Linked DNA regions of Homo sapiens: all the other regions are linked to region 1. A link is a loop called in an ENCODE intact Hi-C map of the cell type or tissue named here. Cell type or tissue: endothelial cell of umbilical vein. All regions are shown on one strand. Links, peaks and the distances in the headings refer to the core of each region. The heading gives the core; the rest is flanking DNA.

Region 1 (8,106 bases), core at 1,706-6,705:
ATTTCTTTTTGTAGGGATGGGTTTTGCCATGTTGCCCAACTCGAACTCCTGAGCTCAAGTGATCCAATCCTCCTGTCTTGGCCTCCCAAAGTTCTAAGATTACGGTGTGAGCCACCATGCCCAGCCTTTTTCCAGTTGTTTTAAAAATGTATTTTTACAGGTGGACTGTTCAAATCACGATCCAAACAAAATCCATACATTGCATTTGGCTGTTGTATCTAAATGCATTTTTAATGGGAAGATAAAGTAGATAAAAATTTTCAGTGTTCATTGTCCTGTACCATGTATTATCATTAATTTAGAATAACCGCATACAACAGAAACATCCCTTATCAAGATAAATTTATCAAAAATGGAAAATTCCATTTGCTTTAGGAGTTGAAGGCATTGCTATAAAAATTGTTAACATCAAATTATTTGGGCGGACAAATCCAAAGGAGCATTGCGTCTACCTGTATTTTCTCCAGTGATATCATTGTTGTTAGAATCAGCAATGTAAGATAATTGCTGTTAGATACCTGGACACACCATTAGAGATAGAGAGATGAAATTAAAACTATGGAATTGTTTCTATGGGTCTCTAGAAATGTAATTATCTCTCCTGTGGAAAAGAAACACAGAAAACTATAGTCCTGCCTTCTGATTGCCTCTTGTGAAGAGAAGGCAGTTAAATTATTTCTGTTGAGTTTATGTATTTAAAGGTTAATACTTTTGGGGTTTTTTTCAGGTCTCTGTTTAAAATTTATGTTATTCAGAAAAAATAACTGCATGGCATTTTAAAAATCATCTCAATTTTGCTTTGTAACCTATTATATCAGAAACAAGTATTTCCAAAGAAATTGGCATGAATTATCGTACTATTTATGAACACTATTCCATTCATTATAACATAACCAATTTATGGAAATGTTTAGATATAGCACCCGTGCTTTATCAAATGGGGCCTGAGGGATACTCCTAGTGGTGAGGAAGCGCTGGGTAAAAATATACTTCCCCAATGTCCCTAAGCAGCTGTCTCAGGAGCCTCATGAGACCCTTCATCGTGGTGGAAATCCCCACCGCACTAAGACAAATATAAGCTATGAGGGTCATCTGGACCTTTGCCCCTGAAGCAGAACAGAAATCAAAGCTGTTGGAGTCATGGCGAGAGTGGGAGAGAAAAAATGTGACATTTGAACTCCCAGAGCAGAAGAAAGCTGAGCCCCTCAATCTCTTCCACCAGCCTCTTTCTCCCCTAGACAAGGAGTAGCCCTAAGTTTCCACATACCGTTTGCCACTTGGCTTTTGATCGTTCTGCTTCAAATTTGGCAACTTCTTTACGATCATGAAATGACACCAGTAGCTTCCAGATGCACAGTAGGACAACCCCGATGAGAAGAATAGCCAGGGAAACCCCTAACATGATCATGGGAATGTTTGGAGGCTTCGGACAATCTGCAGAAATAAAGAAAATTATAAGAAGGTGGTAAAATCAACATTTTGACATCGGAAAGGCATTTCTTGTTGGATTTTCATCTACATTTTCTGCAGCAGAGGATAAATATTGACACCATTTTCGCCTTGCTTAAATTTTAAAAATGAGTTACTTGTTGAAGAATAGCCCTGCATTCCTCAAAGTAGAACAAAAGATAAAGGAAGAATTTAGATATTTGAAGTAAATGGATATAGACTTGATGGTTGACTCTAAAAGAGAATCCAAAAGAGTGATAATTAATGCACATGGAATATTTAAAGGATTAAGAAAAAGACTAGTTTAATCACTAAACATGGTCTCTTCTGAGTTCACGATAAAGCAGAAATGGAGTGTGTGTGTGTGTGTGTGTGTGTGTGTGTGTGTGTGTGTGCTGCATGTCATCAGTTTTTCATGGACCTTCTTGAATCATGGGGAGTCTAGAAGACTATATTAAAAGTTATATAAAAACCTATCCCTTGGAAAAAATTACTATTTCCTTCTTTCTTTATAGACAGAAGACAATGATGGGTTTCAGTTCTGTTTTGTTGAACCCTAATGCAGTAGTCTGGTTTTGGGGAAGTTCCTAGACTAGATTCAGGAGAGGTAGATTCAATTCCCATCTGATGTACAGTAGCTGTGTGAATGTGATCCAGTCCCTTGACCTCTCTGAGCCCCAGGCCCTTCCTCTGTAAAACAAAGTTCAGTGTTCCCTTACCTTTTCTGATGATACCAATAAGCTGAACTGTTCTTGCTTACTAACACAGCTTCCTGGACCCCTTCCCCAATATTCTGATTCAGTGGGTCTTGGATAAGCCACCGATTCTGTGTTATTAAATATTCTAAATTATTCTTATCCTCAAGCAAGTCTGGGAAATTAGATGTTCTGTAGGGTACTTTCAACTTGAATATTCTATGAAATGTTATTTTGACTGTATTGAAGATATTAATGTAATTTTGCAATTATACAGTACGTTTCCTAATTCACAGCAGAATGACTAATAGTCCTTGCAATATGCCTAGGAGATGATACATTTCTTAATGAAACATTATAATTATGTTCTCCTCTTACTTTCATGGAAAAAAAATCCCACATAAAATTATCATTAGATATCTGCATCTCTCTGCAAGAAATGAGGCAAAATCCATGGGATCTGGGGAGGAAATGAATGATGTTTAGTTTATCCTAAGTCTTACTGCTTTTAGATATTTAATAAGGAGAGTTATACACATATGACTAGTCATGCTGTCTTTAAGGTAAGGATCTGGAGTTGATGTGAATCTGAGTGGGGCTAATTACCCACTAACAGCATGATGCCTGGCCTCACACACTTTTGTTCTTTGGCCAAGAAACCATGTAAAGAGATTATGCAGAAATAAGTAAAGGAGCTAATGACATAGCTATTACTGTATGAAGATCTAAAGACTATATTCTCGCATAGCAAATGAACCATAGCTGCCTCTAATAGGTGAGCACATTCCTGCAAATAAAGCGGCAGGCCTGTGTCATGAGAATATATACTGGCTACATCTTTGGCTAAGAAATGCCTGGGGTGGGGCATAGTATGTTCCTGTTCAAAGCAAGATGAAGCTTGCTACAATCCTGCACCTAGACATGAATTAGGAGGGTTCTCCAGGAGGGACTAAAGAAGAAATGGGTGCGGTCTGGCAGAGATAATTATTTTAAGAACTGAAAGTCCTCAGGAATTGTACATTTCTCAATTAAAGATGTTGGCCCAAGTGCCAGAGCAGGTCTTACACAATAGAGATCATCACTTTTCATACTTGGATGTTTCTTGAGATGCTCAGACTGAAAATGGATTTCTACGTGGAAGAAGAGGGTCACCTCTATCACTGTGGGCAATGTGGCCCATCGAGTCCAGGTTGGTGCAGCACCTACTTCTAAGGTCCTGAGTATCTAACTGTGCTACATGCGTTGCACAATCTGGTAGCTCAATGTGCATATTGAGTGCTTGAAATGTGACTTTTCCCAAGTAGCTTATGCTGTAAGGGTGAAATACACACTGATTTTGAACACTTGGCATGAAAAAAATGTAAAATATCTCAGCTTTTATACTGATTACACGTTGAAATGACAATATTTTGGATAACATCGTAAATAAAATTCATTTTACCTGTTTCTTTTACTTTTTAATGTAATTACTAGAAAATTTTAAATTACATATAGGGTTTGCCTAACAGTTCTGTCGGATGATGCTGATCTAACATCTTTTTGTGATTCAGATAGTTATGATGATTGTACAGCCAGTAGGAGGCAGTAGAGCACAGTGGTTCAGAGCAGGGGCTCCAGGCCAGGCTGCCAGAGCTCCTCCAACTAGCTCTGGCACGTAATTACTGCCAGACCTAGAAAATTATTTAATGTCTCTATGCCTCAATTTCCTTACCTTTAAAATGAAAATAATAGTGGTACCTGTTTTATATGGTTGTTAAGAATATTAAGCGAATTAATACATGTAAAATATATAAAACAACATCTGGCAAATGGTATTAGGGCTCAAAAAATGAGAGCTGCTATTATAATAATTAATATTACTATTGTTACAGCAAATACAGCACTCTTTCCCCTTTTCTATCCTCATCACCTCAAGGGCCTGGAGCCTCCAAGTTGGAACCTGTGGGTATAGCATCTACCCTAGCTGGTACTTTCCAGCCAGGAAGCCTTCCCGCCTATCATTCCTTGACTCTGTTGTGGCTCTTATGCTCTGGAAGTCCCTCCGGACTGTGGGGGAAAGAAAGAAGATGAAAGAAGCCACCTGTGTCCACAAGCACCCTGGTGGCGACCCTTCACTCAGTTCTTTTTTTCAATTTGCTTAGAGGACCCTGGGGATCAGCCCCTTTCTCACTTCTCAGTTTGCCTCTTCTACCCAAGCCTCCACCAGGCCACCCTGGGATTTTCTAGTCTGAAAGCTGTGAGACGGGAGACAGGAGGGACCATGGACCTCTGGGGACAGGTTCTGCTCTGCTGGCCCCTGGAAGTGCCAGGCCTACCCAACCATGCGGACATTTGTTGAGGAAGAGGGAGCCTGGAGGCTGTCAGGTGACTCTTGTTAAGCCTCCGGGAGGTTATGTTTCCCCTCACTTTTCCCTACTACAAAAGCATGGGGATAATAACACGCCATAATAAAAAGCATCAGGGCATCTGTGCGTGCTCTGCAGAATGGCATGTTGTGGTGCCACTCTTATTGTGTGGAAGAATAAAAGAACAGACAACAGCTCAGTAATGAGGAGGCATTTAGCCAAGGCATGTTTCACTGAAAAAAAAAAAATCACCAACTAGATACAAAAGTCTCTGAATTAAAAGCAGGACTTATTCTGGAAATTCGTTTTTGTTTTTGAAACTCGTTTTTTTCAATAGAATCAATACTGTAAGGGATGGCTTTGATTTCAAGATAACTTGCTAAAGTCACTGCCACAGTCACAGAGGGTTGGGAGTGTAGTTGGAGAATTTTATTTTGTAAGACAGATAATGAGCAGGCAGGCTTTTTTGGTATTATAAAGTAATTTCTCCTTATACAGCAGGATTCTCCTTATGTTTCCCTAATGAACGGCCACAAGACTCATTTTATGTATGCATTTCAAAGGAGTTGATTTACATGAGATTTTTCCAGAGCAAGACTCCAGGGGCACTCGGCATACCTGAGCTTCAAGGCCAAGTTCACAATCATCTTCAGATTTCAGGAAGATGATGACTGCTGCAACTACAAGTCATCTTAGCTGTTTTTTTTTTTTTTTGGCAGAGTCTCACTCTGTGCAGTGGCGCGATCTCGGATCAACGCAACCTACACCTCCCAGGCTCAAGCAATTCTCCTGCCTCAGCCTCCCAAGTAGCTGGGATTATAGGTGCAGGCCACCATACCCGGCTAATTTTTGTATTTTTAGTAGAGACAGGGTTTCACCATGTTGGCCAGGGTGGTCTCCAACTCCTGACCTCAAGTGACCCACCCTCCTCGGCCTCCCAAAGTGCTGGGATTACAGGTGTGAGCCACCGTGCCCGACCCTTATCTGGTCTTAATAAGAGACACTGGAACATACTGAACCTTCTAACTGGCATCTTTCAATCCTTGGGAAACTTTAAGAAACTTCATCAAAATTTTGGAAATGTCTTTCCTGGCATGCTACCCAGAGCGATTTTCTGGTTGCTTTCTCTTCTCCTGTGTAGTATCATTTGCCATCGGCAATGGAAGGCAAAACACCCACCTTTTTCATTGATGCTGTGAATGATGGTTTTCCCCTCATTATCTGTAGTTATTAGGAATGTAATAAGACATTCATTTTCTCCTTGCAGAGAGCAGGAAACAGAACCATCCTTTGAGAAATCTGCAGATAAAGGAGTCATTCATTAGGTTAAACAAGATTCCAAAAGAGATTGTTTTTAAAACAAAGTAGTATTGAGTTTTAATATGTAAATTAGAGTTTTCAATATTGCAGAATGAGAATAGGAGAGGCATAGGTTTTTTTTTTTCTCATGAAGTGAGGTTTTCGTTTTCACTCACGTTCCAGAAGAACAGTTCCAGTTGTGGTCAATCAGGACTGACCATCAAATGTGCCTATCAAACGGATACGGGCAGGATTGCAACAGGCTGAACGTACTTCAAGGCAGGTACCCACAGCTGCCTTGGGAATAGAATGGCCCTGATTATGGTAATGAGGGGGCTATAGGTTCTTTGCTGAGAGCATGAAGGATGTCTAGATTACATTTCTGCACAGTTCAAACTGATACTGATACTTTTAAAGGGGCCTTTCTCACAACGACATAGTCAAGATTGCTGGCCATGTATTGTGGTAACAGTAACATAAATTAATATCAGGAAACTGAGACTGAAGCATTATGTAGCTCAGGGACCAGCAGGATAAAGGTAAATAAATCCACAGTGACAGTTTGTCTATCATTCAGTAGAGCTCCTTTCTTAATTTGAAAAAAAAAAAAAATCCAGTTTACCTTAAATCTTTTCCAAGTGGGAATTTTTCCTTATTGAGCTCATTCAAGAGGCAGAAAATGAATGTCATGACAGAAATTAAAAGTAAAGTAAAATGGCCAATCTGAGATGCCAGTACTATCTACCAGAAATTTTAGTAGTCCAGGATGTATGCCAAAATTATGTGGCATTCTGCTAATTAAGAAAACCAAACAAATTTGCTTAACTGTTCTCCTATCTTTTAAGTTGGAGACTTTTCAATGATGGTTACAAACACTGTTTTTCAGAAACCTGTAAGTAGAAGACGTTTTTCTCCTAATCTAAACTTTTAGGACATAGGTCCAAAATTAGTGTGTTATGCTACAATGGATCAGAACATTAAAACTGGGGCTGCCCCTGATAATCTTGGACATACTCCTACTAGACTTATAACCTCTCCCATTAGCTTAAAAATAAAAACATTAATAAAGCAGAATCTAATGTGTTTTCTGAATCTAACAAAAATTAAATAATAGTCTGTTTTTGGTCAAAAATGCCATAGCCATAGATAGAAATATTAAGTTGCTGTTTGCTGTCTTTACATTTTGTTTGAGATGAAAAACCCAACAGTGTCTGTGAGAAGTATGCTTTGTATTATCTATGAAAACAGGAACCAGCAAGACATTTAGCATTGTAAATAAAATTTCGGATGATAGATTTAAGTGTACAAACTGTTTTTGAACCCATTAGAAACATCTATTACATGGGAATATTAAGAAATCTAATTACAAATCATCCTAGTCTAGTCATTGCCAAATGATTATGGTCATCTAAGTCACCTGGGAGTTTTGAAAATGTAGATTCTGGGGACCCACCTTGGGTATTCTGATTTGAGAAGTTGGTTGTGTGCAGAGGAGCTTGTACACTTAGTGAGTTGTTTAATAAGTATTTTTAAAAAGGAGATTCTGATTAAGAGATTTGGTGAGATGTGTGTTATTTCATATATTTGATTGCAAATGGTATTGCATATATAATTCATACGTTGGCCATTTTATTTGGCCTTTACCACATCTCCTGTTCACTTGCCCCTCCAATTAGCTAGGGTTCATGAAGTCTTGGGGACTATGCGTTTTCTTCTTGGACTGTTTTCTTGCTTCTTTCCCCCTCTCTGTGGGAACAGCCCAGGCTCACTCTGCTCGCCTTGAACATATTTAATGAAACATTTTATTCTGTGGTAGGAAATATGTGAGTGGCTTATCATACTCCTTTCAGTAATATTAACCATGTTTTTAAAAATTTTCTTTCAAATAGCTGCACTGAAGCCTAGAGAGGCTTACTTGACCTGGTCAGGGTTATTTAAGTGTTAATGGAATGGCAGAATATGATCTTTGAGTCACAACTCCCATGTTGCTTTAATTACTTCACCACTCCTTTTCATGACTGTTACGGCTCTAGATGTAGCCTGTTTCATGGTGTTTGGGTATTGAAATAGTATTCTCAAATGTGCAACGACAGATTTGCATAATTCGCTGCATAATTTCTTCTGTTGTTCATAGAAAATGGATCTCTCTTTTTTCCCTTCCTTTGTGAATGTCTACAGTGCTGCTCTAGAATAATACAATGAAAATAAGATGCCAGGCAGTCCGTGGAACCATACTCAGAGAAGGAAGAAATGTGAAAACAGGGGTGAGGATGTGGGCCTGGGAAGGTCCAGGGAGGGTGTGAAAAATACAAAGCAGG
Region 2 (8,106 bases), core at 2,090-7,089, 220 kb after region 1:
ATGTAAGATGACAGAATTAACACTTCCAATTATTTCAACAGGCTAGAATGAATACTTAGCCAAAGTCAATAAAATAACATTCACTAGGGAAAAATAGGTCTTATACATAAGTTCCAAAGGGGCAAAATCAACTGTACAAATTTAGAAAAAGCCTTGGCTTGTTCACATGAAAATATGTTTTTTTTTTTTGTTTGTTTGCTTTTGATTAAGCACAAGTTCAAGTTCCCAGAATAACTAAAATATAGGTTGCACTGAAAAAAAAAAAATGAGCCGATCATAGAAAGACACTATGCTCTTGGGCCTTTCTGCTCACCATTCTCCAACACTCACTGTTATGGGTTGAACTGTGTTCCCCCAAAAGATATGTGGAAGTCCTATGCCCCAAGACCTCTGAAGGTGATCTTATTTAGAAACAGGGTCTTTGAAGATGTAGTCAAGTTAAGATGAGTCTCTCAGGGTAGGCCCTAATCCAGTGTGACTATTGTCCTCATAAGAGGGAGATGTGAACAGAGACACATGGGGAGAAGGCTGCGTGAAAACGGAGGCAGAGATTGGAGGGAGAGATTCCTGCAAGCCAGGAACTTACTAAGGATTGCTGACAAACTACCAAAGCTGGAAGAGGTAACGAAGCATGTTCCCCCACAGGTTTCAAAGGGAGCATGGCCCTGCTGACACCTTAATTTTGGATTTCTAGCCTCCACAACCGTAAGACAGTAACTATTAGTTGTTTTAAGCTACCCAGGTTGTGGTACTGTGTTACAGCAGTCTTAACAAATGAATAAAACTCCAGCCAGCTTGCCTGTATATCGCTATACAGGTCCCTGTCCTGCCCTGCTCCACCTTAATTTCCTGCCCTTTAAGATTTTCCTTCACCAGGGAAATTTAGCATCTTTCTGCAAGACTCAGTTTAATGGCATTCTCTAGCATTTTCCGACCTTCCCTGGCTGAGCTGAGTGCTGTCTCTGCACTCTGCCCATGGCATCCTGTCCACGCAGCATCTTGGTGCAGCAATCAGCACACTGCTACATTATCTGCATGGCTGTCATCCCCATTAGGTGTGTGCCCTTGGACTGTGTGTTTTCCTCCTCGTATATGAGGCCTCAGCATAGTGCCTGAAAATAATAAACATTTGACATTCAGAAGAAAGGAGTGGAGGAATAAATAAATAAGACAGCCTGTTTTCATGAAGTGTTTTCTACATTGAATGCAATTATTCTAAACATCTCCTTTAACCTGGTCTTCTGAGCTCTTTCAGAAGAGAGTAAGCACCATAAACAAAGAGCTAGAAATCACATCCTACAAGGAAGGAACAGTTGAAGTTCTTACCGATGCTTACCTAGAAAAGGAAAGACTATAAAGCAGGCCTTTCCAAGAACTGGAGTCGAGTGTTTGCAGTCACTAGAAGTTTTCTAGCAGAACTAGCCTGGGTCAGGGAGGGTGCTGCAGAGCAGGGTTTCACAAAAACTAACCTGGGGAAAGATGATCACCACTGTGTCAGCAGAAAAATAGGTGCCATGGATTTGTCAAAAAATTAAGTTCGATTATGTACTTCTAATTTTTTTGATAGTGAAATGGTCTTTCTTTTTAAGAAAGAGTGATAAAAGATGGTGGTTGTTGGAGTTTGTGTTCTTTTTGACTCTATGCTGGATCCCTAACCCTAATTATTTTTGTTTAGTTTACTGGTCCTTAAAATCTAAAAATCTAGGAAACTACTAAAATATGGTGGGTTGGGGATAGAGGCTTTGATATCCCTGCTTTGAAAGAGGACTGGACTTCTTGTTGATACAAGATGAATGTCAGTAAATATAATGATTACATGTACAGAATTACTGAGTAAAAGAATAGCGGCAAAGATACCTTTTAAAAACCACACCTCACAGCATTCAATTTATTTTAATTTCAAGTTATAAACTGGGACAAAAACGTCCCAATACAATTTTGTAAAATCTTGTATGAATTGACCATGCCACAAACAAAAATCCACATAAGAGAAAAAAAAAATCAAACAACAGGGGGAGGCATCTGATTAGCTTTTCTCCTCATTCTCTCTGGGATTCAGCTGAAGTGAGCATGTTATCAGCAATGATGCCTCCTCACACTTCCTGTGACTATCCTGCTGAATTAGCAGAACACAACCCCTCCACTGCCCTGACTTCCTGCTTCCTCTCCCGCTTTGTTCAGGGCTTACTTAACTTTGTATGCTTAAATGGTCAGGGTAAAAATGGGTCCTGAACATCCATGCAGGATTTTACAGGTCTGTCAAAAGACCCCTCAGAGCCAAAAAGGAGTGAATCCTCCAAGGGGAGCTGAGATCCTAGTGATACTAGAAAATCACTGAAGACATGGGGTCAAAGCATGGAACCAGAAAGCTTCTTTACATGACATGGTTTTATATATATATATAAAGTATGTTTTTTATACATATATTTTATATATATAATGTTTTATATATATAAAACATACTTTATATGTGTATAAATGCATACACGAGTGTTTATACAGACATACACATACACTCATATGTGCATATGTCTATACACACACATACATAAAATAAGTATAAACTATTTTATACTTTAAAGAGTAAATGTACCAGCTCTGGCATTAAAATGGGATTCAAGACGTAAGGCAACCCAGGTGGAGGTGAGTTCACTCTTTGCAGACCTCACCCCAGAGGCTGCTGGGTGATGATGGAGGTGGGGGCAGAAAGGGTAGGTGGGCTTTCTTTGAGATCGAGTTGAGGGAAAGGCAGGGATATGAAATGATTATCTCTCCTGTGTTATTTGAGAAATATGTATTATAAATCATCTATATTGTGATCCTAATAATAATAATTCCCATTCTCTTGTTAGGAACACAGTATGTGTTGTAGAATGGAGGTACAATAAATGATACAGTCCTGAAGAAAACTTATGTGCCCTTTCCCACTACTTAACTGCTCAGAGCTCAACTTATCAAAATATTTGTTTTGTTTTACCTGGGTCAGCCCCCACCAGGCCAGCCTGGGACCCTTCCACAGGCCAGTCCCTGTTCCAAACCACATCCAGAAGAAGGTGATAATGACCTCCTTAACACCCAAGCCTACACTGGGCTCAGTAATTGCTCCAGGCCCCTGCTTGTTTCCTCTCACAAACACCTTAACTCAGAAGGAAGGCAGGGAATGGCTTGAAGCTGAAGCTCATTTCCTAGACCTAACTCCAAGCTCTTCCCAAACCACACAATTCACTGATGGAGCCAATAAGACAGGAACGGGGAAAGTGAAGTACAGGATGGGTGGTGGAGAGTAATAAGCACTTCTAGGTCCATTAAATGAAAAATCAAATTTCCTTCTAGTGGCTGAGCATAAAACAGAAGAAACAATCATAGAAGAATCAGAGAGATGTTGTGATGGAAACTCAGGAGATAACAAACCCGTTTTTCTAAAACCAACAAGTACCTCAGAGAGATGAAGCCCCATAACATTTCAGCATGAACTCTAGTGAACTTAAAAAAAAAAGAGATAAAAAGTGCATTCATTTTAAATGCATGAAAACATGAGTGGTACAGCACTTATTCTAGTACCACAGACATGAGATGCCCATATTTATAAATCCTTTTTTTGACAATGATTATTTTGAAAACTCAGTTCTATCAACATTTTCATTCTTTCTAATGAGGAAATCCTCCATCAATGTTCACAGAGCATTTATCTATAGTACTTAAAGATTTCCATTTAGCTGACACAACATTATGTAAGGAGATTTTGCAGAAAAGGAGAATAAGATGTAGTAATGCATTTTAGGTGCTCAACAAAATATTTTTGAGTAACCATATGAGCTAACAGAAGGAGAATTTGTTATTTCTAATGAGTTTAGCAATGAATATGTGGGCAGTCAGAGTAAAAACCAGGAGAGAGCTATGACAAGTACTTGACTTCTATGACAAAGTTTTAAAAGTACTGTCACATTTGACACATTATCTCATCCAAGCCTGCGGCAACCTGGCAAAGGCGGTACCATTAATCCTGTTCTACAAGGAAGGAAACTAAGGCAGAGGGGACAAATGACTCATCTTTCCCCACTGCACTGCAGTTGAAAGAAACCAGAAAATAAAATCAGGTTATTTGGTAGGTCCTCAGTAACGAGTCTGAGTCAGGTTCCACTGAAGCTCTTTGAGTAGCCACTTCCAGTGACTATGTGTGTTAAGGAAACTGTTGGCTAAGAAGGGAAGAGATCATTACCAGAGCCAAGAATGGACCCGAGCCAGGAGGAATGTATGGAGCCAAGGAAATAATGCAACACAGCCCCCTTCTTTAGGGAGATGAAACAGAAAAAGTTCAACCTAAAATTCAACCCTTTAGTCACCATTCCAGGCTAAGTTTAAATCACAAGTTTTAAATGTATACTAATATGAGTAGAGACTTGAAGTGATTCTGGGGGAAAACACAACCCAAAACGGTAGTTTTTGAGACAAACACTTAAAGCTATAATGGATACCTAAGATTTTATCCTGAAATGTGAAAAAAAAAAAGGGATATTTATCTCAGAAACAAAAAGGTCAAAACCCTTCAGCTCATCACATAATAAAAGCAAAGTAATGAGGATTAAAATCTGTTCCAATCAACCCTGCAGAAGAAAGAGGATGATATGTTTAGAATCTAAAGAATATGATTTGTACACACAAGCTCAACAGAGAGAGAGAAATGATTCCTGGAGAAATGGCATGTGGTGGACCTATCCACCACTTGAAAAGGGGATGAGAGAATGCATAAAACATCATTTAGGGGGAAATTTTTTAAATGTATTTTATTATCAAACTAATGAACCAAGTGAAAAAATGCAAAGGTATAATGATTTGCAGGAACATCAAGCTCCTACTCAGAATATGGAGTAGCTGGGAGAAGGAGGGTGGCAAAGCAATGTCTGGCAGCATCCGATTCACCAATGGGCTGAGATGCTCTTACTGTTACACCATGCAGCAAACCCAGACATGACAGTTACAGGACAGCAAACTCCTAGAGAACTGTTCAAATTGTTGTGTGTAAAAAATGTTAATGTGCTGGAGACAACAGTGACAATCAATTTCATAAGACCAACTCGTTCCTGCTCTCGCTAAATGAAAAGAAGGAAAGCTAAAGTATGTTTGGGTTTTCTTTTCATTTGTTCTCAAGTTCAGGAAGCACAGAACAGATTTTCGTAGAATCTTGGCTAATTGGACTTACAATCCTGATGTAACTGTATCCCATATAGTCATGCCAATTAAAAACTTCCCAGTCGAGAAGGACTCTTTTCCCCAGGATCTTCATTATATACTTCCAAAACTACATGTAATGTTAACTGTTCTTAGCTTCCCTTTGTGTCTAGGGCACATTTACGGATTGGTTCCCACAGGATTCATCCTGCCAGGTATTCTGTGCATTTTTAATTATTTGTTTCTTATGGTCTTCACAGCTGACAAAGAGGACCATTCATTAAAAGTATAATTTGGAATGGTCACTGAGTCTGATACTCTTCTGCATAGACTGCAAATTAATTCAAACCTTTAGCCAAAGTGGGTTAGGATAAGCTGTCCTTCATCATTTTCTCCTGTTATTTTACACTGAGCAGCTCATGTTAGGGTGTGAAATTTAGGTGTGTTCCCTTTTCTAATAGAGATAACACACACTATCAAATTGGCAAAGATAACAACAACAACAAAAACAAAAAGTGAAAAATCCCAGGTCAGAGGGAAAATGACAAACTAGGCATACACATCTGGTAAGAGCAAATTGGTTATACCCAGAGTGCAGTTTGGCAATCTGCAGCAAAAGCTAAGTCATTTCTCCTAAGAAAATTATTAAGAATGTATACAAACACTCTGTGGCAAAGATTACATAGAAAAGTTAACAATCTAAATACTAAGTGAACTGCAGAATAGCCACAGAGTGGAAAAAGCATGTCATCAGTGATACTGTATGGCCTTGTTTTTTAGCGGGGAGACAACCCATGCCTCTAAGAAAGAGGGAACAGGATATTGTATCCTGGGAGACACAGACCATGAAGAAACCAAATACACATTCCCCACCTTCTTTTCTCTTGAAATACCTAGATCAGTGCTGTCCAATAGAAACAGAATGCAAATCACAAATGCAGCTGACATTTGTAATTTAAAATTTTCTAGCAACCACATTAAAAAAACAGATGAAATTATTTTCAATAATATTTTCAATACAGTATCTCCAAAATATTATCATTTCAACATGTAATGAATATAAAAATATTGAGATGTTTGACTTTTTTTTCCTAAGTATTTGAAATCCAGTGTGTATTTTATACTGCCAGCGTATCTCTATTTGGACTCGCCACATTTCAAGCACTCAATAGCCACATGCGGCTGGTGGCCACTGTGCTGTGTACGCAGATATAGATGTTTATGGGCTGTTGCCTCTTTCACAGTTTAACATTTCCCTTGCCATGGGAAATAGTAGCTTGGCACCATTTAAACCATGGCTAACACAGTTGCAGACTCTGCTTTAGATTGTTTATGGTAGTTGCTTTAAAGTGGGCTCACATTAGGGCAATAATCCAACTTTTGTACTTCTGAAGTTATTTTTCTAACCCTGGGTCTCAGGGAGATAATCACTCACTTTTGGGGTTAATCTCTGAGAATGTCTGAATAGCAAGGCATACTTGAAAAGTCCCAGAAGCATTTTCTTTTCGTTTTTCTTTTTCTTTTCTTTTTTTTTTTTTTTTGAGCCAGAGTCTCGCTCTATCGCCCAGGCTGGAGTGCAATGGCATGATCTCAGCTCAATGCAACCTCCACCTCCTGGGTTCAAGCGATCCTCCTGCCTCAGCCTCCTGAATAGCTGGGATTATAGGTTCATGTCACTGCAGCTGGCTAATTTTTTGTATTTTTAATAAGGCGGGGTTTCACCATGTTGGCCAGGCTGGTCTCGAATTCCTGACCTCAAGTGATCCGCCCCACTCAGCCTCCCAAAGTGCTGGGATTACAGATGTAAGCCATCGTGCCTGGCCCCCAACAACTTTTTCCTTTCAATGTACTTGGTAAGACTAATAAATGGTATAAATTAAGTCTTGTGGCACAGCAGAACATCCTACAATTCTTCCTTCATTCCCAACTCTTAGGGCTTTGAATGAGCTTTAATCATATACTTTGAGTGAAATGAATTATAATATATGACTTGAGAACACACCTCAGAATGGTACATTTGTTTGATGAGCTTCATTTTAAGAAAAAAACTGGGGGGGAGGGGAACCACATATTTATTCACTGCCTAAAAAACAAGAAATTGACTAAATCTGAAGCCAATTGACCCTGCAGATCCGCAGCCTCTACTTGTCTGAGATACCAAAATTTAACCACATGATGTTAGGGGAGCAATCAGGGAAGCCACTAGCTCTTAGGGCACCTTTCTTGCAAATTAGAAAAATGTACCCTGTATGGGAAGGGTCAATCTCTGAAGTACAGGACTTGGTGACTCAGTGTGAGATGGATATCAGCTCCATTCACCCCCGACCAGGCATTCTTGTGCTTGTGCAGGTGACAATGCCCACAATCGTACATGGAATCCTGGGAACAATGTCCCAGTTAGCATACAACAGCAGACACAGGTAGAAAGCTTTGGTGACAGCAGTGAGCTCAGTATGTAGGTTACAGATTTCCTCTGGACATCCCAGTACCAAAAATACCATCCTTATTAAATACTGCAAAATTGGTAACTGTCCTCCTTATGGAAAGGTGAGGCAGAAAATAAAGAATACCAGATTTTCAAAAAGTAAAACTACTGTTATGCATCCAAATTGGAAATTAAAAATTTAAAGCCTAGGGCAGTTCTTAATATGAATAAATATGTGATGAACTTAATGAAAATATTTTCCACAAATCTTTATAAAATATGTAATACATGATTCTGGGAGTGTCCACCACCCAATGATATAACTGAGAAAGTTGGAGTTTGTTGATTGCACACTTTTTCACTCCTCCTTTACTGTAGTGACGAGAGACTATAGAGTACTCAATTTTATGTATACTAGAAAAAAGTTACAGTACATTCTATTGTCTATCTAAATAAGGTCTAGATGAAAGTGCACAATAATGGCATGTCAAGCTCATCTCCCCAACCAAATC
Region 3 (8,106 bases), core at 1,478-6,477, 130 kb after region 1:
AGAGTTGAATTCAGAGCTAGGAGGAAGAAAGGATTGAATGGTAGCTGACACCACACTCCTTGACCTCCTTACTTTCACTCTTTTGCTTGTACTGAGCTACAGTCTGATTTACCTTTGGGTGTCGTCAACTCACAGCAATGTAGCTTTTGTCCTTCCCACGCAAGTTCTGCCAAGTTCTTCCCAGCTTGGCTCTTCCTTGCGCTTTTGTTGTTGGACATGCCCCACAGCACCAAGAGGTCCTTTTTTGTGTCCCTACCTTTAATGCTCACACACTTTCCTGACCAAGCCAGAAAGTCTCATTGACTTGTATCCAAACTATTTATTACTAGCACTTCCCAAAGTGTATCCTGGTGGCACCAATTCTGGGAATGGGTCTGTGAAGGGAAAGGCTTCTTCCTGAAGTGGATTCAGGATATTGAATATTCTGTGAAGTTCTGCAGTAAAAATACCTGTTGAGCATCATCAAGCCAAAGAATCACATATTTCTTTAACTACTGAACCATTTTTCCCCTGTGGAGTACTTCCTAATACTCTGAAAAATTACAATTTTGCAGAACAGAATTGTACTATATTTTCCTAGATGACGTAGGTGTGCAAGAATATTTGTGAAATAAATCGGGGACTAACCTGCTGATAGCACCACAATTCATGCATATATAGAGAGATAGAATAATAGTCAATAGCATAAAACATAGTATAGCAGCAGACAGCATTAGTAGATGCTCCTTACAAAGCTGGCACTGCTCTGGAATTCACTCAATTCAGGAAGACACAGATTGGTTAATAGCCCTGCTAAATTCACACAGCTATTAAGTAGCAGATGATGGCCTCAAACTCAGGGGTCTATCTTTCAGGGGCTTGCCTTAGTCACCCCACTCTGGTAATGCATACCCCACAGATTTCTCTATAACTGAGATTTATATGGAACTTTTCTAAGAGCAGGAAACTAATACTTATTTTGTACCCACTCATTTAAAGTTCTCAGTAACCTTGTGAAGCAGGAATTCAAATCTATATCTCAAGTCTTCCAGTTACAGGCTTACTTCCACGTTGCTTTTCCATTTGTGAAAAGGCTCAGAAGTGCTACTGGGACCCATTAGTGCTCTCTGATCACTTGTTAGGGTTTCCTTATGGCGGCGGCTCATTTGCAGCAATTCCTTTGAGAAGCCTGGAGGAAGGGCTGAGGGAAAGGCCTCTCCCAGGGACTGCTTGTAAGCACAGAAAACATATCTGGAAAGAAAAGGCGGCATTAAGCCAAGGGCACACATACATCAAAGTAGCTTTTCTTTCCTTTCACTAACAAGTCTGAGAGGCCAGGAATAAAAGACTAAAAGGGTCTGTCAGCCAATACAGGTGAGAATTGTCGATTATCAGACTCCATGGGAAAGAGAGGAGGGCTTGATGACTGGAACATCTGCTGCCCTCCGAGAAAGGGGCCCACCTAACACCGAGTTGAATCTTTCTCGAAGCTGCAATGTGCATCCTCCTCCACCCCAAACTACACAAAAAGGCATCATAATGGAAGCGTAAGACGAAGGCAAAATGAATGCCTTTTCTCTCCCTCTCTCAGAAGGATAATGGTGGCACAGTCCAGGCTGATCAAGTTAAGGCTGAGAGGAGAGTATGTCTGGGTCTTTATCTTCAGCAGGAACCCATTGGAGGATGGTGGATTGTGAGAGTGTCCTGGGACATGACCCTCCCAGATGTGGCATCCCCCAGAGGAGCCCTTGAAAGGGAAGCAAAACAGGGTCAGCTGGCCTGCTGGTCACCATGCTGGGCTTCACTCTGGGCTGATGCATCACTAAGGGAAATCCATGGGGATTAGGTCTCCTTTGGAGAGAGATCTGAGCCTGCAGATGCCTCTTAGTGAAACTGGGCTCAGTCCAGAGCAGTCTTGCTGGGCTTGAAGGTACTGTGGCAGACGGTGAAGCAGCCAGGGCTCTGAAGTCAGCGGGTTGGTGTGAACTGCTGTTCTACTACCTTCTAACGTGCTCTCTTTGAGCCTCGGGCTTTCCCACTGTACAATTTATATATTAATAATAATTCACTGAGTGGTTTTAAAGAGTAAATGAAATATATGTGTATAGACTCCGTAAACTGAAGTGCTGTAAAATGTAAGCTGTTATAATTATGAGACCATTTTTACCTATCTCAGATCACCTAGGTGGCCACTGGAATCAGGACTTTAGCAGAATCATTTTTTTGGTCACACATTCAAATGTTGGCTGTAAAACTTGCCTCCCTTTCATTAAGCTAATACTTACTAATATTGATTAGATGGTAGGTACTATTGGAGCCATAGAGGATATAGAGAGAAGACCTGGCTCTTGGTCTTGAGTAGCTCATAGTCTTATAAGGACAACAGCCCTGTAAACAGATATTACACCTGACTTACACAAATTCAGCCCAAATCTGTGTGTGGGTGGGTGGGGAAATGGTGAGGCAGATGAGGGAGAGAATGAGACTGTGACGGACTTTGCAATAGGATCTGCTCAGGGCTACCACGAATGTAAAGCTATAATGTGCACCTGGGGGAAGGTGGTCACTGGGAAGTTGGAGAAAGTTTTGCAGGGTTAGAACCACCTTGGTGACAGATCATGGGACAAGCTGCCAAAGACAGCAACTCCCTGAAATAGAGGAAACTGCAAAGGCACGATCCTGCAGCTTCAAGGAGGAAATCCAAATGGTTCCAGGACCACCCAGAATGCTTATGCCTTGCAAAACTCTAGGGGGTGATATTTCAACTATACTCATCATAGATTAGCATATTGCTTAAGACTATTTTATGCAGATGGGAGTCAAGTGTCTTGAAGGAAGGTGACTTTTTTTCCATTCACAAATGATGCTATATGGGCTTACCAAGTTCTTCCCAAACCTTGAGCTGCTCACACAGGCAGTGGCACCCAATTTGAACCTTGCATTCTCTTCATGCTACTTCCCCTTTGGGTGAGAAGGAAAGGGATGGTCATGTTCTTGCACAGGAAGAAAGCGATGGTGACAGCCTTCCTAGGGCCAGTGGGGCCTATACCACCTAGCTTATAAGAAAGGCTAACTAACAAACCTCTACCTTCTCTTTGAATCATCTGGTTAGTCTTGTTTTCACACTGTTTTTCTCTTATTTCTTTTCAACTGAGACTTACAAACATCAGGACAACATTTTCCCTTTAAAAGCCAATTTAAAAGGTGCCATGGTTAGAGTAAAGGCTGGAGAGTAAAGGCTCCTTCTTGCTCCCCCACCAGCCACTCTTCCAGGTTAAAATGCTTAAGGTGTGATGACTGGCCCAAGGCCAGGCCTTTCCTGAAGCTTTCAGACTGATGAGAACCCTCTTGGACTTCCTGGAAAGGAAGTAAGGTCATGGTGAGTTCATTCCATCACATTAGGAAGGGGAATTATTGGGTACTTGCGGGGAAGAAAGCTTTCTCAAGCATAAGGTTGCCTAGAGTGAGAAAAACCATCCTGATCGTTTCTCTCCCTCCATGCTTTGTTTCTTTTTGGCACCATGAAGCCTGGGTGCCCTGGATGCCTGGGCAAATGTGTTTTATTCCTCTTGGCTCCATGCCCATCCAAGCTGTCCCTGCCCCAGGCCAAGGCAGCTGGAGGTGACTCATTGTCTGAGTCTAGTTCCTGTAGATTCTGGGCTGATTTCGTTTCTTTAGGAAACTTCCAGCACTGCCCTAGACTTGCCTTAAATCAAACCACTCTTTGAGATCAGGGACTGCTGCTTTCTACCATTACTCCTAACACTTAGCACAATGTGGGGCATGTGGTAGGCACTCAGAAAATCTGTTGAATCAATAGAATTAATGGTGTATTTTACATGGATTTGTGTCTGTCATGTCAGGTTTCTCCAGACGAACAGAATCAATAAGATTAGATAGATACATAAAGATAGAGATAGAGAGATATTTACTCTAAGGGATTGGCTTACACGATTATGGGGGCTAGCAAATCCAAAATCTGCAGGGTGGGCTGGCAGCCTGGAAACTCAGGGAGAATTGGCTACTACAGTAGAGTCAGAATTCTTTCTTCTCTGGGAAACCTCACTTTTTGCTTTTAAGGCCTTCAATTGATTGAACTGTTGAATATAGCCCACTTGTTATCAAGAGTAATTTCCTTTACTTAAAGTCAACTAATTGTAAATAATAATGACATCTACAAAGTACCTTCACAGAAATACCTAGATTAGTGTTTGATTAAATAACAGGGTACTAGAACCTGGCTAAATCGACACGTAAAACTAACATCACATCGTTCGTCAAATGATGTTCATGGAAACAGCCACCACTACCATCACAACCATAGCAAAACAACAACAACAAAAAAACCACCACCAAACAAATAATGAAAGTCCAGAAAAACAGCTAACTTAACATCTGTACCCCAGTTCCAGCTAGGTGCTGCCAGCACCAAGATATTTAAAACACATTCACTGTCCTCAAGGAGATAACTCTTTAGTGAGGGAGACAGTCCAGTAAACAGATAATTACACATTGATGAAATAAATACTATAATCAAGATGTGAATAAAACTTGCTCACTGTTGTTTAGAGTTTGGTAACCTTGAAGCAGTCAGAATGACCTTGGTAACCCGAGAGAGGGTCTGATGTCAGCCAGGCTAATATTACAACCTAGCTGCTCTGGGGAGAGAGTTTAAAATACCATCTTTAAATAAATGGACTGTGAAACAGCCAAAGGGTCTTAATGCCAGCAAATGTCAAAACACCCAAGGCAATCTGGGTATTTGGGGAAAGACTTGTAAGGCTACCACTCTCCTTCTTGCTCCCTGCAGCTTTTCCTGAATTCCAATCAGACACACAGGGCCCTGTCTGAAATCGTCTGGACAAATCCCCCAAGACATTGATGCCTGGGAGGGCAGGTTAATGATGTGGCTCCGTCTGTTGCCTTACCTATGGTAAATGAGGCCCAGGGCTAAATTTGGCAATGTTTCTATTTCTGGAAGGATAGCCTTTCATCTTGTTTCCCTTCCCCCAGTAGTTGTGAGCAGACTGCAGGCATCTGTTGACTCCAACAGTTCTGATAGCTTTAATATGCTCATTTTCTTCTACTATCTTTCCAACAATATCTGTTGTCAAATTAAAGATTGGGCTGTACACATTTAGTTGCAGATGCATTGCTAATAGCATGATGTTGGTGGTGTTGGATTCCTCCCTTGTCTCCTGCATAGAAACATTAGGATCATGCAAACAAATACCAATGTCCCTGCGTTCTTGTGCCAGTCCCTGTGGTCAGATCCATTAATGAGACTCCAAAACTGGGCCTGCCGCTGACTCTTGTGGAAGCAGAGAAGTTGAGGACAGTAGAGAGTCTCATTGGTACAGAAAAAGCAGCAGGGATGGTAAGATGTCACATTAAGAGTCAGAATCTGGCTGGTCAAAAGAGTATTCAAAGACTGCAACCTGCTGCCCAGGAAGAGGGAAAGCCTCCAATCTCCTAGTGGCTCTCTCAGGATGGTGGGATTGGAAAGGGGCACAGAGGAGCCCTCATTGTTTACTTTATACACTTCTACATTGCTTAACTTTGGTACAACGAATATATATTACTTTGGTAATCTAAATATTAAAAACATTTTTAAAAAAAGATAATTGCTTACTTAACACAGTAACAACAATAACAGCAACAACACAAGAGGACCAACTGACCCTGACAGGGAAATACTCTGGACCCCACCAAGCATACACAACATGAGGGCAGATTAAAGGCAACTTTGATCTTCTGGTTCTTGCTGAGGATTTTAAATGCACTACCTATCCAGGACAGTCCATTCACAGCAATGTAGCCCACTTTCCCCGCCATCCCAAACCCAGGATCTTTGTGCTAGGAAGTCCCATAACCCCACCTAAATCTGATGGGTGGTAGGTGGCAATGGCCATCTGAGTGTTGATTTGCCAATCTAGATGGAGCTTAGGACTGACACGCAGTTTAATTATCATGTAGAGCTGCAGCTGGAGGTGGCTGGAGTGAGTTGACATCTGCTTTTGCAAAGCACAATTTCTGCAAAAAAAATAACCACCAGAACTCTTGATTCTCTCTAATTAATGAAGAGGAAGCCTAGAATCTTCAAAGTCCACGAATGTCATGCTGCCATTGTGTCAGGATTGATCTCCTTTGTTCTAGACCGAAGAGCATGCCTCTCCTGCCTCTCCTGCCTCTCCTAATTCTTTATAAATTGAATTTTTCGATTACTAGTTGTGACAGCTATGTAACGTGACTTCAGAAATTCACCCGCAGTTCATGCTAGTATTAGAAGCTTGAATAATAATAATTTTTAAAAAGAACCATAATGGAACAAGCTTTCTGTCTCTGACCCAGAATTAATCATAGTGAAGAGACACCTACTGAAAGGAGGGTCGTTAATTAGCTCTAATGGCTCTTGCTGGGTGGAGTCTGAATGATTAGGAAGTCTGCAGACAGAAGGAAGGAGGAGATGCTTCCCCTTCCCCGTCTGTTTCCATGTGATGCCAGGGTGAGGCATGATGGGATTTGCTTCCAGGGGACAGGGAGTTGTGATGGAGGCCAGAGCTGCGCTCAGCTCAGTAAGGGATGCATTAGCCTGGCAGACCAACAACTCCGAACATCCTCCAGGAAAATCAGGGGAAGCGGGTGGTTGTTTCCAATGCAAATGGCCTAACCCTGTGGTCTTATCTGAGCCTATAATGAAACCCAGCACACAGAAGCCAGAGTGGGATCCTATTAAGCCTTATGTCAGATCATTTCACTCAGCTTCAAACATTCCAGTGGACCCCATCTCTTTAAAAGAGAGCAGACATTGTTCATCAGCCTGGAAGGTCCTGCCTATCTGGCCACTGTTTCCCCTATGACCTCATTTCCTACTCTTCACCTCAACTCACTCTGCTCCTGGCACATTGGCTTCCTTGATATTCCATCAACACTCCAAGCATGCACCCATCTCAGGGCCTTTGCACTGGCAATTTTGTCTGTCTGTAGCACGGTTTTCCAGATTTTTACTTGCCTCACTTTTTTTCTTCTTTTAAGACTTTGTTTAAATATTACGTTCTTAATGAGGTGACAGTGACCACTCCATGTAAAATAGAAACCTCTCCCCCAGCACCGTCCTTCCTCTTTACCTTGCTATATTTTTCTCTTAACCACTTAACACACCTTATACTTTCCTTATTTATTATGTTTATTGTTAAATCTTTGCCTCCTCTATCTTCCACTAGAGCGTAAGCACCACAAAAACAGGGATTCTTGTCTGTTTTGTTCACTAATGTATCCTCAGCATCTAGAACTGTGCCAGTTCAAGAAATACTAGCAGAGTGGAAGAATCAGTCCTTACACTTTGGAGTGCTCGCTGGTCTGTGCGAAGACTGCATGTGCCCATCCACATGACTGCTCAAACATCTTATAAAGGCAGTTCCTTTTTTTTCCTCAAGTGCCTAGTGAGAGTATTATTGTTTCCTTTGATTGCCAAATGTTAATAATTAAAGCAAATAGGGTGATCAGAGTTAACTATTACTTGAGGTGTTTATTTCTTTTCCGGTGGCTTCTATTAGGAAAATCTTGTCTGAGACTGGGCAGGAATGGTGCTTTTATGGGAGGGGGGTGGTTTTTGTCCCCAGGGTGTATGTTGTTTTCTTTCAGTCTGCAGAGAACGGGAGGTCTTTAGAGACATTGTGCAGTGGAAATCATGGTGGTCAGAGGCCAGGGGGTTTCCTTGGTGTAACTCAACAGTGACTCCACTGAGGGGGAAGCATTCTTAGGCACCCAATGAAGAGGCAAATATGCTGAGGAAACAGGACCAGAGCCACAGGAGAGAGCTTTAGGGAGGGAGCTGCAGTAAAGCCTATAGCCCCTGTCATCTCTACAGATTGTTTCCAAACAGTAGGGCCATAGATCTCTGTATGAGATACTTTCTCATACAGAAGAAAGAATTGAAGAATGCCTATTGAGTCTTGCTTGTGTCTCTAACTTACTAAGGGTTTAATAAATCTGGCAGAGGTTGCAGTGTAGACAGATCAGGCCTTCCAACCTTCCACGTTCTACTTGACTTGTGCCTTACATCCAGTCCTTAGCTCAAAGGGCCTGACAAAATAGGAAAACATGTATGCATTCAGTTAACAAGTC
Region 4 (8,106 bases), core at 2,045-7,044, 100 kb after region 1:
AGCAACCTGGAAGTAGATACAGTTGTTCCTTTTTTTGTGACCTTCAGAAAGATTCCCTTAAAGAAGACTTTCCTGTCATCCTTGTTCACAATGCCCACAGGATGCTAAGTGCTAAAGAAATGTTTTGTGGCCTAGGCCTTACATTCTAGGCTGGAGTTTCCTTTTTTGTTTATTTTGGTAAAATTTACATAACATAAAATGTAGCATTTTAACCATTTTTAAGTATATGATTTGGTGGCATTAAGAGCATTCACACTGTTGTGCCATCCTCACCACTGACCATCTCCAGAACTTTTTCATCAGCCCAAACTGAAACTCTTCACCCATTAAACAATAACTGTCCATTTCCCCTCCACCAACCCCCAGCACCCAGCATTCTACTTTCTGTCTCCATGAGTCTGACTACTCCAGGTGCATCACATAAGTGGAAACATATTTGTCCTTTTGTGGGAATGGCCTATTTCATGTTAGCATAATGTCTTTAGGGTTCATCCATGTAGTGGTATGTGTCAGCATTTCCTTCCTTTTAAAGGCTGAATAATATTCCGCTGTATGGATATACCACATTTTGATGGCTTAATCATCTGTCAATGGATGTGCTGTTTCCAGCTTTTGGCCCTTGTGAAGAGTACTGCGATGAACATTGGCATAGGGATATCCATTTGAGTCCGGCACTTACTTTTTAAAGCCATCATGATGCCCATAATGGGAGGAAGCTGAGTGTAGTGGGAAGAGTTTGGTTTTGGACGTAGGGAGTCCTGGGTTCAAAATTGCAGTCCTGCCAGGTCCTCCTGTCTATCTGTGGGGAGAGTGTTTATCTCTGAACACTTTACTTTTGAGACTATGAAAAAGGGATAATATCCACCTTTCAGTAATATGGCGAAGATTTCATTACACCATTTTGGGATGAGTCCAGGTTTTGTGGGGCCTAAAGATTATACCTTTTGGGAGGCCTTCTTTAAGAAAAGAAATGCAGGCCAGATGTGGTGGCTCACACCTGTAATCCCAGCACTTTGGGAGGCCAAGGCAGGTGGATCATTTGAGGTCAGGAATTCGAGACTAGCCTGGCCAACATGGTGAATCCCCATCTCTACAAAAAATACAAAAATTAGTCAGGCATGGTGGCACGTGCCTATTGTCCCAGCTACTTGGGAGGCTGAGGCAGGAGAACTACTCGAACCCAGGAGCAGAGGTTGAAGTGAGCCAAGATTGCACCACTGCACTCCAGCCTGGGCAACAGAGCGAGATCTCTCAAAAAAAAAAAAAAGAAATGCAAAACTGGAAATAAATCATGTGTGAAAGTGTATATTTATTTCAAATCAGGGGGGAAAACCCATGACAACAGATTACTGAAAGCTTGAAAATTCCAGTCTCTTTGTTTCTTAACATCACCTCAGGCACTTCACCAGAAATGCTTTCTAAAAAACGCTTCCCGATGGTAATCTGGCTTCCATCCCACCTGGAGCCACCCGCAGCTCCCAGATACTCCCAGGCACCTGTGCACACTGGAGCCTAGGTTGAAGCTCTCTCAGTTTCCTGTAAACCCTCCTTTGGTTTCACTTGGGATGCATGTTTATTGTTGCTCATTTTAGTGAGAACTTACCAAGTGCCCGGCATCATTCAATATTGTATTAGGGTAGCCCTATTTTGTTCTCACAAGGCCCCAATAAAATGGGGACTATTCTATTTTCATTTACCAGATAAGGAAACTGAGGCATGGAAAAGTTACACAACTTTCCCTCACTGCTCAGAAAACAGGGCCCTGGAGACAGATCGCTACCCTCCCACCTGAGTTCAGAATCACCCTGCAAACCGCCTCCTGGTAGATAAGAGATGTACAAAGAATCATCAAAAAGATGCCAACAAGAAGTGAAATTCCACGAGGAACTTGAAAAATATGTTCGCCTGTCTATCTCAGGGCTCTGGTTCCAGCTCTAGCTCTGTGTCTAGTGATTTCCTTTTGGGTTTGTTTGTTGCTTATCCTGTAGATCATTGGCTGCCAAAAATGAGACAAAGATGTGGTCCTGGATTGTACCATCTTTCTCTGCTTTAAAGTCAGTACAAATCACTTAAAAACAAAATGAAACAAAACATGTTGCCTGGCCCTTCAGGGGAAGCTGAGCCTGCTGGTCAGGAGCCAGGGCCTGGCATTGAGTCCAGGAGAGCACGACTGTGGGCATTTCCTGTGGTCGGGAGATGACTCAGGATGAACTCCGGCCTCTGAGCCACAGGCAGCCCCGGCACTTCACAGTTACCACCCACACCCCACCCTACTCTGGAGCCTGGCAGTCACACTGCCAGCTACAGGGAGCCTGTCCTGTGAGTTAGGCCTGCTCCAGAGGCCCATGCAGTCAGGGTTCAGAAATTATATTGAAGTCTAAAAGAATTGAACTCTTTCTGTCTTTTAGTTTGTGGAATAAATCCAAAGACGAGATTTTCCAGAAAAATACCATTGGATGTGAATTTATTCTGAATTGACTCTGAGAACTAGACTCGTTAGGCCCCTTTTTCCTATCTGTGAAACAAATAGCAAGACGTCACATGAACAAACACTGATTGCCGAGTGGTTCACTCATTCACAGCTTGCAGAGCTGCTGAGCCTTCTTTTTTCATTTACTCATTTATTGCTTCAGCAGCCGCCTGTGGAGACCCCACAATGGACCAGGCACTGTTCTGAGAGCACAGTGTTGATTAAAACCGACAGGGTCTCTGCCTCATGGAGCTTACATTCCAGTGGGAGAGACAGACAAGAAACACACGAACAAATAAAGATGTCAGATGGTAACAAATGCTGAGAAAAATAAAGGATGGCAAGGGGTCAGAGAGTGGCCAAGGTGGGGTGGCCAGCAAAGCCTCTCTGCTCAGGTGGTGTTTAGGCATAGCCTTGGGGAAAGGAGGGAGGGCATCGCAGGGCTCTCTGGAGGACAAGCAGTCCTGCCTGTGGGAAGAGCAAGTGCAAGGTCCTGGTACGGGATGGTTTGTGGACAAGCAAGGTGGCGAGCGAGGCTGAAGCAGAGTGAGTAGGTGAACTCAAGGAGTCCAGAGGAGATGAGCCAGACAGGCAAAGGGAAGAGGGCAGCTCATGAAGGAGGGGTGGGTTCGGGGGGGCGATGGTCAGGGCTCCAGATTTGTATTCTGAGTGAGAAGGGAAGCTTTTATGGAGTTTTGGTTGGACATGATGTAGCTTATAAGGTGGCAAGTATGCACAGACTATAAGACGATAAGGATGGAAGCTGGGGGGCCTTATTGCAGGCTGTTTCAGCAGAGATTATGACAGCTTGGTCTATGGTGGGAGTAAAGGAGGAAGTGAGAAGTGTTTGGATTCTGGATATATTTCCAAGATAGACATGATTTACAAACAGATTCCTCATAGGGAGGGAGAGAAATCAAGGGATCAACGATGACTCTAGCAGTTATTGAGGCCCTGAATCAATAACCCCACCATCACCACCAGGGTTCTCCAGCTGTTTCAGAGAGAGAATACCATCTGCTCATCAGCAGAGTCATCGGGAGCTCTAATCTGCTCTAACAACTTGGAGGGTCATGAGGAGTCATAACTCTGCAAAAAGCATTCCATGGTAGAACCAGAAAGGTCTGAACTATGCAGGCCAGTGCTGTATGGAGACTGTTTGTATGCTGTGTTAACATTCCTTCAGTCCAGTGGAGGTCTGATTAGCCAGCATCTTCTGTTCTGGAATTCCCCATGACTTTTTGGTTGCAAAAGAAAACCTGGAAAATCCCTGTGGTCCTCTAGTTCTCTCTAGCTGTGCTGATAGACTAATTGGGGTTAGTTTCAGTAACAAAAGTCTCCCCTAACAGAATAAAAAAATACTCCTCTTAAGAAGGCAGAAGAGATGGGTATATTTTCTTTTAAAAACTCCTTGGAAAGTGGAAGGACTTCAAACTTCTTTTGACCTTAAAGATGCAATTTATTCAGCTGCAACAATAGGGAAAGTTCTAATCCTTTAAAAAGCTGGGAGAAATGGTGGCCAGTAATTATTATCTTTTTATTGTTGTTTTTTTAGACAAGGCCTCACTCTATCACTGGGCTAGAGTGCAGTGGCATAATCCTAGCCTCACTACAGCCTTAAACTTTGGGGCTCAAGCGATCCTCCCACCTCAGTCTCCTAAGTAGCTGGGCACATGCCACCATGCCAAACTAATTAAAAAAATTTTTTATAAAGATGGAGGTCTTACTTTGTTGCCCAGGCTGGCCTAAAACTCTAGATCTCAAGTGATCCTCTTGCCTCAGCCAGTGATCATGTTTGAGGCACATCCTTGGGTGGGTCCGTGGAGGATTTATTACTTTTAACTGCCATTTTATGGAATTTTCTGATTGTTTCAGATGCATACTCAGTGAATCCTGTCAGTAAGTTTTCAGGGAATCAAATAGAGTAAAGGATTGGGTATGAGGTGAACACCCTAATCGTTAAAAAGGCTAAACAATAAATTATTCTAACAAGCTAATCAAAATGGCATTAACCTGGTGATGTCTCAAGACTTGGAAGTGGAGAAAGAAGAAAAGCCTTTAAAGCAAATTCAGCTGGCCTCTAATTAAAGACGGTGTGTCAGATTTTTACACCACAACAGACGTAACGAATCTATATATTGTTGGGCATAATTACTTCCAGACAAAAAGCGGCTCCGGTGAGCAGTCAGGTGTGAGGCTTGTTTGGGGAAGTATGAAAACCACCTGCCTGGGCTGCAATCTCTGTTGCGTCCTGACTACTCTGGCTGGAACTTTGCTGCTCCTGAGCCCAGGGCCCTTTCCTGGCACCCCCTAGCGGTTGAGGGTGTAACAACCGAGGCATGATGAAGCGAGAGGCTCACAGTAGTTTCAACATTTATTAAAGGAAGGAAATGAATCATTTTCTTTATATCAAGGAGTTCGATGTTTTAAAGTTTCAATCAAAACACAAATAGGAAAGTTTTTTGATAAAAGACAATTGCTGTTAGTTGCAAATATTGGGGGAGGGGCAAACATTCCCTATGCGTTGATGAAATTAAGTTATCTTGGACACCAATAGAGTAAGGCTCAGCAGCATGGAAAAGGCAGTTGTCAGCCCTGGTCTCAGTCCAGACCTTGGTGGATTGATTATTGGACATTTGTGGCATGGTATAGATTGGTCTTGAAATTGTTTAGGCCCTATTAGGCAACCAAAGATTAGGAAGACAGGATTTAAACGTTAACCAACAGAAGGATTTATTTTTATGAATGTTGCTGGAGGAGGAGCACAGCTTCCTAAAATGTGATCTGAAGTGAGCTGTTAATCCTTGCCCTGATAATGAAATGCTCCTGCAGTTTATTTAATATAGACTATTAAATCTTCCATCAGAAACTCACAATGTGCATTATAACCTATTAAACACTTCAAGAAGCCCCACAGGGAAGAAAATTGTTTACTTTTGTTTAACAATTAAACAAAAAACTATTTTCATTATCCTATGATAATATTGTAGTCAGATTTCTTAGGAAAAGGCGGGTGTGAATTCATGTGTTTACTGCTGCCTTTTTTGTGCATTCTGCAATTCAAAGATCTTTCAAGATGGGTTTTCCAGGAGACGATTCATTTTCCCAGGAAAGCCCAGAGAGGAGGTCCATTTTGATAATAGTTCAGATAAAACACTTGCAATAGTGATGGCTCATTATAAATTTCTGGACTCAGACCCAGCCTTATAACCTAGTATAGTTAACCTAGTGACTATAGCCCAGATACTACAGTTTTATTACTGAATGACGTAGACTGGTTTTCTTTGCGAAATGAATTTCGAATACGGCTATCTATTGTTTTCCTGTATCTTCTGGGCAGAGGATCCCAGTTGCTGCTTGCATCTGCCCTTGGTCTCTTTCTTTTTGGTACAATAGCCTGTCCTCAAGCTGTCATCTGCCTGTCTGTCCATCTACCCATCTTACTTGCAGAAGGTCCAGAAGAGTAGCTCCGTTAAGGAAACAGCATTCTCTTCCTAAGGTAGGAAGCATCTCTTCAGGTGAGAAAGTGTGCAGCATTTTTTCCAAACTTGGATTTTCTGCTGCTTTCTTATGATGCAGGCATCAGGCAAGGTGGGAGCAATCTGAATGAGTTTGGCTCTCTTCTGTTGACACCGTCATTCTTAAAATGACCAGTTTTATCAAGAGTGTGCTTCTTTCATTGTTGCAGTAATCTGAATGAATGTATATGTATATATATGGTCATTTGTCCACCTCCTGGGGTCAAAATAGTATATAAGAGTCACTGCAATTCATTCTGCTTGGTTTTCTAAGGAAAAAGTAAAATATGATGTAGGTGTTTTAAAAATGGAATCCAGTAGCAGATAGGAAACAAAAAGGAGATATATTTGCAATTTGTGAGTCTTTCTCTTTTTTTCCATTTTTCTCAGATAAACAAGGTAGATCTTGTTTGCATGAGCTACATGCAATTACAGTAGTAGTCAGAGTCACAGTTTGAAAAGATCTAAAAACCAAGAAACACTGAGGCATGAAACAAAGTTTAGTTACTACATTGGCTTTACTTAGCTTTGGAATGAGTCAAAATTACAGTTATAATAACATTTTCAGACAACCTTACTCTAAATATGTCACATCATCTCACTTAAAAAAATGATTTAGCCTGTTTCATGGAACATTGCAAGTACGAATTCCTTGTTCCTGATAACAGCCCTAAAACAATAATAGCGAACAATGTCTCTTATAATATGCCAAACACTGTTATAAATCTTTATCACAATGTGAGGTGAGGTACTGATATTTTCCCCATTTAAATAATAATATGTAATTTAATATTTTAGAAGAGTTTTAGATTAGTACAATTTCTATATATCCCATAGCCAGCCGTCCCTATTATTAATATCTTATGTGAGTATGGTACATTTGTTACAATTTTTTTTTGAGACAGAGTCTCACTCTGTCGCCCAGGCTGGAGTGCCGTCTTGGCTCACTGCAACCTCTGCCTCCTGGATTCAAGTGATTCTCCTGCCTCAGCCTCCCGAGTAGCTGGGATTACAGGCATGTGCCACCACACCTGGCTAATTTTTGTATTTTTAGTAGGGGCGGGGTTTCACCATATTGGCAAGGCTGGTCTCGAACTTCTGACCTCAGGTGATCTGCCTGCCTTGGCCTCCCAGAGTGCTGGGATTACAGGTGAGAGTCACCGCACCTAGCCCATTTGTTACAATTAATAAACAAATATTAATACATTATTATTATCTAAAGTCCATACTTTTTTTCAGACTTCCTTAGTTTTTACCAAATGTCTTTTTTTCTGCTCAAGGCTCCTCTTGAATTCTCCCCATTTTACAGAAGAAAAAGAAAATGACTCAGGTTAAATAACTTGGTCGCAGTCTCATAGGCACTAAGCGGAAAAGTTGGCCTCAAATCCAGGCAGTCTGATGGTAGGCAGGTGGTTAACCTTAATACTAAACTATCGTTACCTTAATAGTGTTATTCAACTTGAATGACTGATTTGTCCAGGCAGCAGAGCAGCAGGGTAGTGTGCACACCTTACCCAGGGGGCTCCGCTGGTAGTCAGGGACTGGCCAGAGTCACATGGGCAGTTTTCAGTACTAGAACTAGAACAACAGCTCCGATTCTCAGAGCGTTGGGTGGCCTAAAACAACATAAATCAATTTTCTGACACACGGTTCAGGGAACCAGAAGCCTGAAAGCAAGCTGTCTGGAGGCTCTGAGGGAGAAGGGGTTCCCTCCCCCTCCCTAGCTTCCGGGGGCTGCCGGCACTTATTGGCATCCCTAGACTCGTAGATGCATCATTTCGATGCCTCGTCTTCACATCTTCTCCTCTGGCGTTCTCCTTCTCTGTGTCTTTTCCTCTTCTTATAAGGACACTTGTCTTCGGATTTAGGACCTACCCAAAAAATCTGGGATTATCTCATCTCAAGATCCTTTACTTAATTACATCTACAAAGACGCTTCTTCAAATAAGATTCCATCCACAGGTTCTGGGAAGGTGAACCTATATTTTGGATGCAGTCGTCATTCAATCCACTACAGGGGCTAGAAGTGCTCAAAGGGTTGTTGTGAGGATAAAATTAAATAGAATTACATGTGGTACTTGCAACAGTAGGCATGTTTTTTAAAATGACAGCCATTTT

Evidence for each region. Peaks named below come from ENCODE experiments on the same cell type or tissue, not always from the same donor. Only the 100,000 strongest peaks of a DNase experiment are listed, where the experiment ranks them.
Region 2: it touches region 1 in a loop (3-fold over the local background); 6 of 110 quality-filtered maps call a loop at or near these places.
Region 3: it touches region 1 in a loop (2.8-fold over the local background); 12 of 110 quality-filtered maps call a loop at or near these places.
Region 4: it touches region 1 in a loop (12-fold over the local background); 31 of 110 quality-filtered maps call a loop at or near these places.

What each region holds. Positions count from the first base shown.
Region 1 is chr2:160,106,412-160,114,517 of GRCh38, forward strand. It overlaps ITGB6 (integrin subunit beta 6), which reads right to left. Exons shown (of 15, transcript NM_000888.5): 13 at 5,669-5,788; 14 at 1,268-1,434. Among named protein-coding and RNA genes, the nearest start is that of PLA2R1, 48 kb to the left of the region's middle. RefSeq lists an enhancer at 6,185-6,254. In endothelial cell of umbilical vein, for the core only: a CTCF peak has its summit at 3,722 (motif pointing right); a DNase peak (open chromatin) is centred at 3,730.
Region 2 is chr2:160,330,442-160,338,547 of GRCh38, forward strand. All of the region lies in intron 2 of RBMS1 (RNA binding motif single stranded interacting protein 1), which reads right to left. Among named protein-coding and RNA genes, the nearest start is that of LINC02478, 63 kb to the left of the region's middle. In endothelial cell of umbilical vein, for the core only: no CTCF peak of the experiment used is centred there; DNase peaks (open chromatin) are centred at 2,130 and 4,110.
Region 3 is chr2:160,238,433-160,246,538 of GRCh38, forward strand. No RefSeq gene overlaps it. Among named protein-coding and RNA genes, the nearest start is that of LINC02478, 29 kb to the right of the region's middle. In endothelial cell of umbilical vein, for the core only: no CTCF peak of the experiment used is centred there; a DNase peak (open chromatin) is centred at 3,559; H3K27ac peaks cover 2,307 bases.
Region 4 is chr2:160,206,068-160,214,173 of GRCh38, forward strand. No RefSeq gene overlaps it. Among named protein-coding and RNA genes, the nearest start is that of ITGB6, 9.8 kb to the left of the region's middle. RefSeq lists enhancers at 3,502-3,591, 3,732-3,801, 4,452-4,501. In endothelial cell of umbilical vein, for the core only: a CTCF peak has its summit at 4,790 (motif pointing left); DNase peaks (open chromatin) are centred at 2,174, 3,624 and 4,794; H3K27ac peaks cover 3,486 bases.